3 separate regions of the Homo sapiens genome follow, and regions 1 and 2 are each linked to region 3. Evidence: chromatin contacts called from ENCODE Hi-C or POLR2A ChIA-PET data. All regions are on one chromosome and are shown on one strand. Each heading gives the region's core, a stretch centred on a gene start or an enhancer-like site at or near the end of the contact. The rest is flanking DNA. Distances are from core to core; before and after follow the strand shown. Region 1 overlaps CYTH1 (cytohesin 1). Region 2 overlaps DNAH17 (dynein axonemal heavy chain 17). Region 3 holds the start of SCAT1 (S-phase cancer associated transcript 1).

Region 1 (2,700 bases), core at 163-2,662, 120 kb after region 3:
CTAGCCTAGACAACATAAACAGACTCCGTCTCTACAGAAAACTAAAAAATTAGCTGGCTGTGGTGGTGCGTGCCTGTAGTCTCAGCTACTTCAGAGGGCGAGGCAGGTGATGACCATCTGGGCTCAGGAGGTCAAGGCTGCAGTGAGCTGTCATCACCCCACTGCACTCCAGTCTTCGTGACAGAGTCAGACTCTGTCTCAAAAATAATAATAATAAAAGTGTACACTGATTTATTAAAAAAAGATTTGACTCTTTACCATGTGTTCATTCTAAATGATGTCTGTTGAACTGTGCCAAGCACTATGTTAGCCAAGAGCTAGACCTACAAAGGTCAAGAAAACAAAGTATCTCCCTCTTCAAAACACAAGAGTTCATTGGAGGACACAGGTAATGGCAGCGCCAAAAAAAAAAAAAAAAAAAAAAAAAGAAAAAACTACATGGCATGCTAAGGATCAGGCTCTGAAGGCCCAGAGTATGCCAGGCTCGTAGAGTAAGAATAGAAAAAGTCCCTGGGAGGGGTGGGAAGATAGTGGCACAGGTATACTAACGAGGGGAGTGACTTTTAAGAAAATGCACACTCTCAGCAGCATTCTCTGGTATTTAGGAAGAGATCTGGGGAGACTCAAATACTGCACTGCGGTCCCAATCTTGAAGGATCTAGAGGTCAACATCTGCGGGGAGGAGGCACTGTCTGGGAGAGGCAGGACATTTTTAGAGAATACTATTCAGTGATTTTAGCATGTTCACAAAGTTATGCAACCACCACCACTATCTAATTCTAGAACATTTTCATCATCCCCAAAAGAAAACCCCATACCCCATAGGAGTCACCCCCATTCCCGCATCCCCAAACCCCTGACAACCACTAATCTACTTTCTGCCTCTACAGATTTGCCTAATACATGGCCTTGTGTGACTGGTTTCTTTCACCTGGCACAATGTTTTCTATGTTCAGCCATGTTGCAGCATGTGTCAGAACTTCATTCCTTTTTATGACTAAAGAATCTTCCCTTGTAGGGACAGACTTCATCTTCTTTACCCACTCATGAGCTGATGGCATCTGGTTGTTTCCACTTTGGGGTTCTTATGAAAACTGCTGCTATAAGCACGTAAAATTTTGTGTTGTATAGGATCTTTAAAACTATATCTATGTTCCACTTTGATTAAAATAAATTTCACAGTATTTTTGGCCCTTGAGCCCCTATGCTCGGGTCCACTCTCACACTGTGGAGTGTACTTTCATTTTCAATAAATCTCTGTTTTTGTTGCTTCATTCAAAAAAACAAAATAAAATAAATTTCACAATATTTTCTACTTTTCTGAACCCTACCCATTATTCAAAGTCCAGCTCTGCAGCCTCCTCCCATCACATGGCTCTCTCACTGTCCGCCACTGCACCCCACACACCGGAAACAAACTAAAGATGCTGACCCACATTTGTGGTAAGTTTCACCTCTAAACATTCTCTGATTCTGAGAGCTACGAGTCCTATCATCAAAAATGAAAACTCTATGGAACCAGCTTGGCGTGGTTTTACTGGATCACTGAGTAGTCATGCCAGGTGTCCCGTCAGCTGGTGTAAGTATTGATCATCCTGCTGTGTGATTAACAAATAGTTTCAACACAGTCCTGGGTCAAAGGAAAATGTTTACACATCCAACAGGCCCAGGTTACTGTAGGGGACAACAATGCCTAGGTTATCAGGAAAGCTCACTGTTTAACTGGATTCAAGGAATAAATTATAAGCACCAGCCATTTAATGATAAATACAATTGATCTTTCTAGTACTTTTATTACTTGAGAGAATACAGGAGAATTGTCTGAAGAAGGGGGTAAGGGAGATTATTCAATTAATTCATTGGGTTTTCTGTATACTTCTAAACCAAATTCAGTTAGGAATTTTTACCAAAAAATTCCAGCCTTAATTCAAGGATGTTTATGAAAGCAAAGTTCTCTGATCAAATAAGAGTAAGTAAAAACGGGTGGGCGGGAGGAGTGTGCTTGCTTTTGTCCCTTGTTGCTTTGGAGATCTACTTTGATACAGGAGCACTGCAGATCCCCTTCCTGTTTCCTTTGCTCTCCTGCCTTACTAATTATATATCACCCCTTCCTTGCAAAACCACAAGACCAAATGTTACAAGTTACAAAATTGGTGTACTCCACCCATCCTTTACTCAGCTGACACAGAGCAAACTGAACCAGCGCGGTCCTGCCACAGCCCTGAAGACGGAACCATCACATGACAGAGGAGCTTGCGAGAAGGGCCCAACACACCCACATACTGTGTGAGGCAGAGCAAAGGTGGCAGCAGTAAGACCACCAAGGTCAGCCAGTCCAAACTTCTTGATACCTGTTATTGATTTAAAAACAAACTAGGCCAGGCATAGTGGCTCAGACCTGTAATCCCAGCACTTTGGGAGGCCAAGGTGGGAGGATCACTTGAGCCCAAAAGTCTGAGACCAGCCAGCACTTTGGGAGGCGAAGGCAGGCAGATCACCTGTGGTCAGGAGTTCAAGACCAGCCTGGTCAACATGGCGAAACCCCGTCTCCACTAAAAATATAAAAATTAGCCAGGCATGGTGGTAGGCACCTGTAATCCCAGCTACTCGGGAGGCTGAGACAGGAGAATTGCTTGAACCCAGGAGTCAGAGGTTGCAGTGAGCAGAGATTGTGCCATTGCACCCCAGTCTGGGTGACAG
Region 2 (2,700 bases), core at 7-2,506, 96 kb before region 3:
GGTGTGTGCTTCAGAATTCAGCCATGGGCTCGCCTGTGCCTGACATTTGGCTCCCACCCCTCCTCATGGCCCCTCTTTCTGCTCAGGGTTGGGAGTGCAGTGTTCAGAGCACAGGCAGGTGCTTCTGGATTTCAGTGTTGTAACTTCCAGGCATCTACCTGCTCCAGCTGAGATTGTCCCCTGCAGTCCTTTGGATCTCCCCAGGTGGGATCCAAGTTCCAGTTGGGCTGGGCTGGTGGCAGCCTGGCATACCAGAGGCAGGTGAGACCTGCTGCCTGGGGTCTCTGCCCCTTGCTGGTGTCCCCTGTGGGCAGCTCAGCTCTCTAAATCCCTGTGGCAGCCTGGGGCCCACATTCTATCTCCTCCTTGTCCTGACCCAACTCCTCTGGGTTGGCCACCCTGGTACCCATGGGAAGCATCCCTTGGGTACTCTCTGCCACCAAGCTAGGGTACTTGGGTCTCTGGGAAGTGGCCCTGGGACCCAGCAGTCTAGATGCCTGACTCTCTCATTGTCTTCCACAGCTTGGCACCAGGTAAGACTCTGCTAGACCAGCAGGCTTTCGAGGGACCCTTCTCCTGGGCAACAGGCCCTTCAGCTCTGGAATGTTCTGCCTGAGCGTCCCAGGGTGTCTGCAAGGCAGCCTGAGTGTTTGTGCTGGCAGAGCCCAGGGGTGGAGCAGCTCTGTCTGCAGCAACCGTGGGTGCCCAAGAGCAGCCTGCTTTGGGGACAGTGGGAGGGGCACACCCGGGACACACTGATTCTGAGGACATGTGCTAACCTAGCGTCTGCATAACTGGGGCAAATTCTATTCTCAACTCTGGAACAGCTTGCTGCTTGCACTTGGGCCTAAAATCACAGCCATCTTCTCAGCATGGAAACCTCCTCCCACCCTTCCAGAATCCGCTCACACGCCCACTCCTCTCAGGAGCTGTCCTTGACCTTCTCAGGTCATTAGCTGTTCCCTCGTGTCCTCATGTCACCTCTGTACAAGCATGCCTCCCCACCACACATGCAAATACGCACACGGGCACATATGCATCCAAGCACACGCGTACACACACGAGCACACGCACATCCCTCCCTCCTGGACAGGACAGCTCATCTCGCTGTAAATATATGTTATGACAAATCATACGTGTCCATTATTTTACAATTCAAACAACGCAGAAATGCATGAGAGGAAACGCCTGCAGCCACATCCCTCTCCCCTCCCCTCCTTCCTCCCTTCCTGGTAAGCACTCACCCAGATTTTTGCTTGTTTAAGCAAATGAAACCATATTCTAAACATTGTTCTGTAACTTGATAAATGTCTAATAACCTGTCACAACACCTTTCCATCCTTGGCTCATTGTGACAATTCACAGAATCTGGGTTTGGGCCAGAATTGGTCAAGCCACTCCCCTCTTCCACAAACATTTAGGTCACTTAAGTCTTTTCAGATTTTTTTTTATTGCTATACAAATAGGTGCTTTGACAAACACACCACCTCAAACCTCCCTTAAGCGGGGAGCTGAATTTCCCATGACTTTTGTTGTCCTTCCTACCCCAGAGCCTGGCCAGGCTCTCCGTGTGTCTTGTTTGATGCGTTTAGACGAGATGATTTCAGAAGGCAGTGGGAGGCACATTTGTCAAATTGCCTGAGTACTGGGAGAATCAGTGTTTACATTACAGGACTGAGGCCGGGCACGGTGGCTCACACCTGTAATCCCAGCACTTTGGGAGGCCAAGGCGGGTGGATCACAAGGTCGGGAGATTGAGACCATCCTGGCCAACATGGTGAAACCCCGTCTCTACTAAAAATATATAAAAAAAAAGAAAAATTAGCCAGGCATGGTGGCATGCACCTGTAGTCCCAGCTACTCAGGAGGCTGAGGCAGGAGAATCGCTTGAACCCAGGAGGCGGAGGTTGCAGTCAGCTGAGATTATGCTACTGCACTCCAGCCTGGGCAACAGAGCAAGACTCTGTCTCAAAAAATAAAAAAATTAAGAAGTTTAAGACCACTCTGGGCAACAACATGGCAAAACCCCATCTCTACAAAAAAATACATCACCAAGCTGGGCTTGGTGATGCATGCTCGTAATCCCAGCTACTTGGGAGACTGAGGCGGGAGGATCAATTGGGCCCGGGAGGCAGAGGCTGCAGTCAGCCGAGATTGAACCACTGCACTCCAGCCTGGGTGACAGAGTGAGACCTTGTCTCAAAAAAATTACAGGACTGAGTGAACAGTCAGGAAGTTGGGAAAGGTTACCCTCTTGGCATCGTGTCGGGGGGTTGGAAGGATGATGAGGGAATGAAACCCAGGCAGGTTGACTGAGAAGAAGCTGCTTTGGGAAGGACGACAGATGTGGGAGTGGGGAGAGAAGTGGCCATGTCATCCTAGAGGTCACACGATGTCATTTAAAAGGTAAGCAGGGCCGGGCGCGGTGGCTCACGCCTATAATCCCAGCACTTTGGGAGGCCGAGGCGGGTGGATCATGAGTTCAGGAGATCCAGACCATCCTGGCTAACACGGTTAAACCCAGTCTCTACTAAAAAAAAATAAAAAAATTAGCCGGGTGTGGTGGCGGGTGCCTGTAATCCCAGCTACTCGGGACGCTGAGGCAGGAGAATGGCTTGAACCCAGGAGGCGGAGGTTGCAGTGAGCCAAGATCGCGCCACTGCACTCCAGCCTGGGCGACAGAGTGAGATTCCGTCTCAA
Region 3 (2,700 bases), core at 72-2,571:
AAGGGGACAGAGCGTCGAATTCTCCTCCCCGCAGGGAGCCACCTGGGCTCCGAGAAACCCTTGCACCGGCCAGAGGCCATGACACTAATGCTGGAATGTTCTCTGTGAGCGATGAAGCTTTCAACCAGACTCCGCTAGAGAAAAATACCCGACAGAACTGTTTACCCGATTAAATGAAATTAAATTCAGTTTTCTTGTTGCCAAGCAGAAATGAGGCCCTGTCATAGGAATGTCTGAGCAGTTATAAAAATAGGAGTTCATGTTTGCACATAGCTGGTTGAAAACAGAAAATTCACACCTGCTCTAAGAGATAAACAATGCACAGCTGAGCGTTGAACTCACACAAACGAGCCACCATGCACTGCAGAACAGAAACAGAAGAAGACTTAAGAAAAAAGCCAAGATAAATGATCACAGCCAGGCACGGTGGCTCATGCCTGTAATCCCAGCACTTTGGGAGGTTGAAGCAGGCAGATCATTTGAGGTCAGGAGTTCAAGACCAGCCTGACCAACATGGTGAAATCCCATCTCTACAAACAAACAAAGAAACAAACAAAGAAACAAACAAAAAATTAGCTGGGTGTGGTGGCAGGTGCCTGTAATCTCAGCTACTCAGGAGGCTGAGGCAGGAGAATCACTTGAACCTGGGAGGCAGAGGTTGCAGTGAGTGGAGATCACACCACTGGACTCCAGCCTGGGTGACAGAGTGAGACTCCATCTCAAAAAAAAAAAAAAAAAAGATCCTTCCTCCCCAATTCCAACACCCCCCAGGAAAACTCAGTCTACAATTGAATATAAAGCAAAGAACTGGCTGTTTGAAAAGTTCATCAAAACGTGCAAATGTCTGGCAAGATAAATAAAGAAAAACCACAAACATAAACCACGCCAGCCTGGGCAAAAGAGTGAGAAGAGAAGAGGGGAGAAGAGGGGAGAAGAGGGGAGGGGAGAAGAGGAGAGAAGAGGGGAGGGGAGGGGAGAAGAGGAGAGAAGAGGGGAGGGGAGGGGAGAAGAGGGGAAGGGAGAAGAGAGGGGAGGGGAGGGGAGAACGGGAGGGGAGGGGAGGGGAGAAGAGGGGAGAAGAGGGGAGGGGAGGAAAGAAAGAGAGAGAAAAGGAGTGAGGGAGGGAGGGAAGGAAGGAAGGAAACCAAAGGCCAGAGGAGAGCCTGGAGGGGGTCCTGCTCACAGCCTCAGAAGGGATCAACCCTGCAGACACCTGGATATCAGACTTTGGCCTCCAGAACTGTAAGATGGTACCTTTCTGTTGTTAAAGCCAGGGGTCCTCAACCCCTGGGGCCACAGACAGTGCCCTGTCTGGGCCACACAACAGGAAGTGAGCAAACGAAGCTTCATCTGTATTTGCAGCCACTCCTCATCACTCATGTTACCGCAGAACTCCGCCTCCTGTCAGATCAGTGGTGGCATTTGATTCTCAGAGGAGCACGAACGGTATTGTAAACTGCGCATGCGAGGGATCTAGGTTGTGGGCTTTTTTTTTTTTTTTTTTTTTTTTTTTTTGAGACACAGTCTCGCTCTGTCGCCCAGGCTGGAGTGCAGTGGCGCAATCTCGGCTCACTGCAAGCCCCGCCTCCCGGGTTCACGCCATTCTCCTGCCTCAGCCTCCTGAGTAGCTGGGACTACAGGTGCCCACCACCATGCCTGGCTAATTTTTTTGTATTTTTAGTAGAGACAGGGTTTCACCGTGTTAGCCAGGATGGTCTCGATCTCCTGACCTCGTGATCTGCCCTCCTGGGCCTCCGAAAGTGCTGGGATTACAGGCGTGAGCCTCCGAGCCCAGCCCCTGAGCCACCGCGCCCAGCGGTTGTGGACTTCTTATGAGAATCTAATGCCTGATGACCTGTCACCATCTCCATCACCCCCAGATGGGTCTGTCTAGTTGCAGGAAAACAAGCTCAGGGCTCCCACTGATTCTTCATGATAGCGCAGTTGTATAAGGATTTCATTATATATTACAATGTAATGATAATAAAGTACACAATCAATGTAATGTGCTTGAATCATCCTGAAACCATCCCCCACCCCTGCCCCCATCCATGGAAAAAATTTTCTTCCACAAAACTCATCCCTGGTGCCAAAAAGGTTGGGGACTGCTGGTTTGAGCCAAAAACAAAAATCAAAAAAACAAAAACAGGCTGGGCACGGTGGGCGGCTCACACCTGTAATGCCAGCACTTGGGGAGGCCAAGGCGGGCAGGTCACTTGAGCCCAGGAGTTTGAGACCACCCTGGGCAACATGGCAAAGCCCCGTCTCTACTAAAAATACAAAAATTAGCAGGGCGTGGTGGCAGGCACCTGTAATCTCAGCTACTTGGGAGGCTGAGGCACGAGAATCACTTGAACCCAGGAAACGGAGGTTGCAGTGAGCTGAGATCACGCCACTGCACTCCAGCCTGAGCGACAGAGAGAGACTGTCTCAAAAACAAAAACAAACTTCTCCCCCTCTCCCTTCCCCCCAGAGGTCGCCAGGCCAACACCATTTTACCGATTCTGACAAACCTTCCATGAATATATAATTTCCATGTTATTTAAATTACTACAGAACCCCTGAAGAGATTATTTTATCTTTTTTTTTATAGAGATGGGGTCTCACTATATTGCCCAGGCCAGTCTCAAACTCCTGGCCTCTGGCAATTCTCCCGCCTCGGCCTCCCAAAGTGCTGGGATTACAGGCAAGAGGTTATTT

The links. A loop is a pair of places that touch in the nucleus more often than their neighbours do. ChIA-PET counts read pairs that join two places held with the same protein, here RNA polymerase II (POLR2A). Pooled maps may share reads with other maps.
Region 1: a loop to region 3 is called in a pooled map, with 3 times the contacts of the local background. The contact joins the enhancer-like site here to the promoter of SCAT1 in region 3. A Hi-C loop is called at or near these places in 2 of 50 pooled maps. POLR2A ChIA-PET finds 5 or more read pairs at or near these places in 5 of 52 experiments (B cell, HEK293, HepG2 and 2 more).
Region 2: a loop to region 3 is called in a map of astrocyte of the cerebellum, with 5 times the contacts of the local background. The contact joins the enhancer-like site here to the promoter of SCAT1 in region 3. A Hi-C loop is called at or near these places in 1 of 168 maps with a recorded cell type or tissue (astrocyte of the cerebellum). POLR2A ChIA-PET finds 5 or more read pairs at or near these places in 1 of 52 experiments (activated CD4-positive, alpha-beta T cell).

The regions. Positions count from the first base shown.
Region 1 is chr17:78,746,744-78,749,443 of GRCh38, forward strand. All of the region lies in intron 1 of CYTH1 (cytohesin 1), which reads right to left. Among named protein-coding and RNA genes, the nearest start is that of CYTH1, 34 kb to the right of the region's middle. RefSeq lists enhancers at 2,171-2,230, 2,291-2,360. Within about 2 kb of position 1,413, at least 29 of the 41 ENCODE cell types and tissues checked have a DNase peak (open chromatin) inside an H3K27ac peak, as active enhancers do; they include B cell and OCI-LY7, where a contact is called at or near this core.
Region 2 is chr17:78,534,480-78,537,179 of GRCh38, forward strand. The region is part of intron 19 of DNAH17 (dynein axonemal heavy chain 17); the gene reads right to left. Among named protein-coding and RNA genes, the nearest start is that of DNAH17, 42 kb to the right of the region's middle. Within about 2 kb of position 1,257, at least 6 of the 41 ENCODE cell types and tissues checked have a DNase peak (open chromatin) inside an H3K27ac peak, as active enhancers do.
Region 3 is chr17:78,630,736-78,633,435 of GRCh38, forward strand. SCAT1 (S-phase cancer associated transcript 1) reads right to left here and starts at 1,322. Exons shown (of 5, transcript NR_110849.1): 1 at 1,255-1,322. RefSeq lists an enhancer at 1,156-1,657.